Linked DNA regions of Homo sapiens: region 1 is linked to region 2. A link is a loop called in an ENCODE intact Hi-C map of the cell type or tissue named here. Cell type or tissue: endothelial cell of umbilical vein. All regions are shown on one strand. Each heading gives the region's core, and the rest is flanking DNA. Links, peaks and the distances in the headings are about the cores only.

Region 1 (2,909 bases), core at 324-2,823, 140 kb before region 2:
GACGCTCCCTGGTAATTCCTATGGCTGTACTGAAATTTAACCCGTCTGTTTCTAATACAAAGCGCTCGGGATGAGGGCGGGTGGAGCCTACGGGCGTGGGCGGGTAGCCCAGCCCTCTGAGCCAGGGAATGAAACTGGAGTTCTGGCTAAACTTTTCAGAGAAAGGCAAAAGCAGCTTCTGATGGGTTTTTCGGCTGGGAGGGGCGGAAAAATTAGGCAGACCCGGAGCTCCCGTAGGCTGAAAAACTTGCTCCTCTTCCCCCTCGGGCTATCCTGGCCTAGTAATGGAGATCTGAAAAAAATCTAGACTTCTTTCGGGGTCTAAAAGGTAGATATGTGGGACGAAAAAAGTAATTGTCCTGGTTTCTTAAAAAGCACCAAAAAGTGGGAATGGAAGAGAAGACGGGAGAAATTGTTTCGAAGGAGGAAGGTATTGCAAGTTTTGTGCAAGTTTGGGTGGGTCATCTACCCAGGCGCGCGGGGAAAGATGTGTCTGCCACACCTTTTGCGAGCCCAGGAAACTTGAACCGCTCCTGAAAATCCTGATATTTTTTCCCGCTGCAGCCCGCACGGGTCAAGCGCGCGGGGGCTGACCAACACTTTCCAGGTCAGGTCGAGTTGATTGCTCCCAGCTCACGCTCCGAAATGCGGTGCTGAACCACGGGAAGGAGGGGGTGGGGAGGAAGGCAGGCAGTTGCATCCTCGCGAGTGGGGAGTGCGAGGCCTCCTCAGCTCCAGCCAGCTGGGTGAATGGGGCGCGCACGGCCCCGTAACGCCGAGCGTGGATAAAATATGCTAGGACTGCGCTTCTCCGGCTCATCAAGGCTGCGGGAGCCTCCCCGAGCCATCATCCTTCGTAATTGCAACCGTCAATCAACACTTTAAGACAAAGTCAGAACCGGGAAGGGCGAGCCCTGGAGACCTGTCTCGTCGGAAAGAAGGAGGTGGAGGGGAGGTGGGGGAAAAGGAGAGAAGTTTGCCAGAAGTTGGCAGAGGGAGTGCAAAGAAATTGAGAACGCGCAAGGTAGTTGAGCAGAGCTGTCCCCCGGTCTCACCACAGACTCCCAGGCCTCCCGGGTTCTAGTCTCTGGTCTCCGCCACCAGTTACAATTCCCGCAGCGGTAAGTACGGGGTGGGTTCCTAAGTGTGCTTACACTAAGAGGTACAGTGGCAGTTGCTAAGATGTCCCCGGCGGAGGATGAGATGCGTCTGTCCACCCGCGGTAGGTGTATTTATGGGTCAGTGCAGACCACCGCTGGCGCCGGCGTTTAGACCACACAGACCCGGTTCCACCTACTTACATCTCAACTGCTTTCCCTTCCCGCAGCCACTTGGCTGTCTTCATATTGTGGCCTCGGGAACCCAGAACCATTCTCAAATAACCCATCTTAGACACCGCAAACTCGGGTTCCTCCTCCCACAGCTTCCTTTCGGAGAGGGCTTTCTGGGGGACGCCCAGACCCGTCCAAGGTCACTGAGCTAGCGGGTCCCCGGCTTCAACAGGGGTCCCTTGCCCAGCAGAATTGAAGGGTCAAAGGACCAGAGTGAGTGCTCAGAGGGAGGAGGGAGTTCTGAGGGAGAAGAAAGGGTGCACTTGGAGGGCAGTAATGAGCTTGACGCTGGAAGCCTGGTGCCGCCGCCCCTGCCTCTGCCTCTTGGATGGAGACCCAGCTGCTTCCTTAAATCCCTTGCAGAGCTACCTGAGGAAGGTTTGTGTGCCCTCGGGTCTCTGGCAAGAATCAATTCCAGTGGAAGATTCCTTGCCTTGTCCACTGCTGGCGGGGATCTTGACATCCTTCCAGGGGATCTGAAATAGGGCTGCCCCCAGGGAGCGTTTCCCATCGTCGAGTTAAAGGCCTGGAGCGCCGAGGGCTTAGGCTTCTGAGCTAGGAGTTCCCTTGGTTCTTAGGAAAGGTCGTTTTCTCTCGCTCGAGACTTTCTGCTCTTTCAGTCCCCCTCCATTTCGCTGCTACGCTTAGGTTTTGGCCTGGACTAGACTTTCAAAGCAAAGGAAAGGGCTTCCCTCCGTGATACAAGCTCCTGCGTTAATTTTTTAAAGCATGGATTTTTAAAACCCAGTCCCCAGCCACCGTTCCCTCCCGCACCCCTCCCATTTTGTGAGGATTTTTCTTTCCTGGAAAGTCCACCTGTGGAGAGATAAATGAGTGCCAGCTGGCCTTTTGCCACCACCACTCTCCATCTTTCGGGGATGTGGTGGGAGGGTAGACTGGCATGGACCAAGAAGTCGCTAGTGTGGCCTAAGCAAGTCCCTTCTGGCCCTGGCAGCTGGCGTTATGAGCATGGTCACAAAGCTTGTCTCACTAGGTCAGCCTCAGCCTCAGGTTCAGCCTCAAGCCAAGGCAGGGTTTCTTGATACACTACAATTTCAAGGTCCTGTCAGACCCTCTTTCAACTTCTTTCAACTCTCCTAACTTCCCCCGGCTTCACCAAGCAGAGGTGAAATCACCACCACACACTAGGGGTTGGAGGTTTCCTCTTAGGACCAAGCGTTTGGAGTCCTGCATCCTTGCCATGCTAGGGTCTGGGAAAGGTGCTGTATCATAAGTGCACCCATAAATTCTTCGCATTGCTGTGGGAGGAGGTTCTTCTTAATTAAGGCTTTGAAATAAACTGATTTTCAAAGTTCACGAGCAAAGCAGGGCAACCACTGCAGTGAGCCCTGAAACTGACTCCCTTTCTTTATTTTCTTAGTTCTCAGTGATACTTAAAACAACTAGGAATACTGAAATGTAGTGACAGTGATACTTGATACTATCACAAAAATTGGAGCTTTTGGCAACTTCAGCCCACTTCTCCATACAAACTAATGGACAGGCCTTCATAAGTTTAAATGTTTCCACGAAACCTGAAGTTGCTACTAAAGCTGAAGTCTAAATAACTTTGATCCT
Region 2 (2,909 bases), core at 112-2,611:
ACCAGGAGGACACTTCAGATTTGCTTCAAAAGGCAAAGATAGGCCGGGCGCGGTGGCTCACGCCTGTAATCCCAGCACTTTGGGAGGCCGAGGCGGGCAGATCACCTGAGGTTGGGAGTTCAAGACCAGCCTGACCAACATGGAGAAACCTCGTCTCTACTAAAAATACAAAATTAACCGGGCATGGTGGCACATGCCTGTAGTTTCAGCTATTTGGGAGGCTGAGGCAGGAGAATCCCTTGAACTCGGGAGGCAGAGGTTGCGGTGAGCTGAGATCGCGCCATTGCACTCCAGCCTGGGCAACAAGAGCAAAACTCAGTCAAAAAAAAAAAAAAGGCAAAGATATTGGAGAAAATCAGACATCAGGTCACCTCAAAGTATATAGATATTTATCAATAACCCAAACATAAAGCCTTTATACTTTATGGATGTTAAGCCTAAAAAGTAAGATGCCCATGTTCTAGAAATTAGCCTCCTTCAGTACCATTGTGGCTTTGCAGATGTTTAAGGCAATAAAATAACTATGAAATCCATTTTCAAAATTAATAAAACCTCTATTACAAAATAGTGTAACAGCCACAAAACACTTAACAATGTTTAGGAAACATTACGGTCCAGCCTCCCACTTTACACTCCACCCTTCCCATCCCTACTCTGGGCCAAGATAAGCAGGAAGTGCTCATTCTTTCCCAAGCAGATGCCAATTTTTCTTAGGATCCTACAAAAAGATACCATGGAGTCCAACCCAAAATACTGCACTTAGAGTCCAGTGAGTATGAAACTTAAACTTATTTTATTTTTATTTTTATTTTTGCCCAGGCTGGAGTGCAGTGGCACGATCTCAGTTCATCAACCTCTGCCTCCAAAGCTCAAGCAATTCTCCCACCTCCACCTCCCGAGTAGCTGGAACCACAGGCATGCACCACCACACTCAGCTAATTTTTTATTTTTTGTAGAGATGAGGTCTTCTTATATTGCCCAGGTTGGTCTCGAACTCCTGGGCTCAAGTGATCCTTCTGCCTTGGCCTCCCAAAGTGCTGGGATGACAGGCATGAGCCACTGTCCCTGGCCAAAACTAAGATTTTTAAGCAACTAAATAGCGGGCTACAAAACGCATCCCCCTTTTCAACCTGTAACTAGAAAGAACTTTTTAAATTATTCTTGCTGACATTCCATGAAATATGAAAATACATATTCATATTTAAATGAACTATAATTATCATACAGAACAGTGTAGAATTTGATAAATATTTACATATGTATACATCCAGGTAATCATCACACAGGTCAAGCAAGATAAAGCACATGGATTTTAAAAAATGTTTTTATAAGCGGTTATATACTTTAAAAAAAAAAAATTGGTGGAGAGAGCGTTTCTCCAAAGCCCAACCTGGCAATTGGCAGGGCTCATTCTGATGAGTACAGAGGCCTCCCTTCCACGCACGGAGATGCTAAATCCATCAGCATGAGGCAGCCTCTAAGAAAAACCGGCCCATGCTGATATGCATTTGATTGTTATATCTGATATTCAAAATAACTTTGAAGAGGTTCGTACTTTTAACTAAGTTTGACGTTCAGTTTGAAGCCATCTCTGATGTATATTTTTATGAGAAACATGTGGAAAGTTTGTTCAACATAACGCAGGTCAAAATGCTACAATACTTAGTGATTTTGACATTTCCCTGGAATAATAAAGACCAATTTTCCTTAACACTGAACAGGAAGTGTATAGTTTAGTCACTCAAAATAAATATTCTTGCAATGCTTTATTGCTGTTTCATGTAGGCATTTGTTTTATGTTAAGTTAGGAATTAATAATTCAGTGACTAACAGACTGTGATTGTGGTTTTGTTTGTAGAAAAGCTAAGAACCAATCTAAGAAACATTGTATGTTTGTTGCTGGAAAAGAGAGAAAGGGGCAAAGGGGGATGAAATTAGACTAATTGCTGAGTATTCCCTTGAGTGAGTTTGAAACTAAACTATCAAGAAGGGAGGAGGCTTGAAAGCACTGGAGTCTCCATGCCCTTCCTGAGTTGATGGGAGCACAGATCAGACCTGAGTCGGCCCCAGAAGGCACTGGGGATCCTGGTCCAAGCTCCATAGACACCAGATCAGATCCCAGACTGTTCTTAGGATCATGTTAGTCACAGCCAAGGAGAGACAGGAGTTGTCCTTCCAAGGAGACAAGGTGTGGATGCCTGATTCGTGTCTAACTTTTACTTTGCAGAGCACGCCCACTCTCTCGTCTCACCTGACCCAGCAGCAGCCCCCTGTCCTCGGTGGGCTTGGGCACCCTACCCCTCAGAGTGTGAAGCCCAGCCCAGGGAGCTATGCGTGGGCTGGGGCCTCTCAGTACTTTAGTAACAGGAATTGAAGTCCCTCCCGCTCCCCTGCCACCATGGACATCTCCCGCACGGAAGCCGTCACAGGCTGTTCTTCCTCACCTCTCCTTCTTCCCACATGGCCTCAGTATCCAAGCCCTACCAGTTACTTTTCCTATTTTTCTCCCCAGTCAGTCTCCCCCTTCCTTCCTTGCAGATTTGGAGCAGGCCTTTGGCATTTCTTGCCTTGAATTATGCACTAGCCTCTGGGCTGATCTGCTATCAATCTGAACATACCCCAAACCTCACTCCATAGAGCACCCAGAGCCATCTCCCTAATTCAAAGCTGATAATGTCATTCGCTCACTTACAGTCCTCCAATGCCTGGTATTTTCAGGAAAAAGTCAACTCCTACTATGGCATCCAGGTCTTTCCTGGCACAGCCTCTGCCTACCTTCCCAGCCTCTGCCTGCCTCCCAGCCTCCCCTTCCAGCCTCCTTTCCAGGCCCACTGGTGTATCAACCACACCATGAGCACAGCCTGCTCCTTCCTGTTCACTGTTCTCCAATGGTCTAGCCAAAAAAAACC

The links. Peaks named below come from ENCODE experiments on the same cell type or tissue, not always from the same donor. Only the 100,000 strongest peaks of a DNase experiment are listed, where the experiment ranks them.
Region 1: a loop joins it to region 2, with 8 times the contacts of the local background. A loop is called at or near these places in 3 of 110 quality-filtered maps.

Annotation. Positions count from the first base shown.
Region 1 is chr1:200,034,873-200,037,781 of GRCh38, forward strand. The region is part of intron 1 of NR5A2 (nuclear receptor subfamily 5 group A member 2); the gene reads left to right. Among named protein-coding and RNA genes, the nearest start is that of NR5A2, 8.6 kb to the left of the region's middle. RefSeq lists an enhancer at 1,053-1,953. In endothelial cell of umbilical vein, for the core only: no CTCF peak of the experiment used is centred there; no DNase peak of the experiment used is centred there; H3K4me3 peaks cover 507 bases; H3K27me3 peaks cover 1,531 bases.
Region 2 is chr1:200,177,893-200,180,801 of GRCh38, forward strand. No RefSeq gene overlaps it. Among named protein-coding and RNA genes, the nearest start is that of NR5A2, 150 kb to the left of the region's middle. In endothelial cell of umbilical vein, for the core only: no CTCF peak of the experiment used is centred there; DNase peaks (open chromatin) are centred at 649 and 1,639; H3K27ac peaks cover 1,866 bases.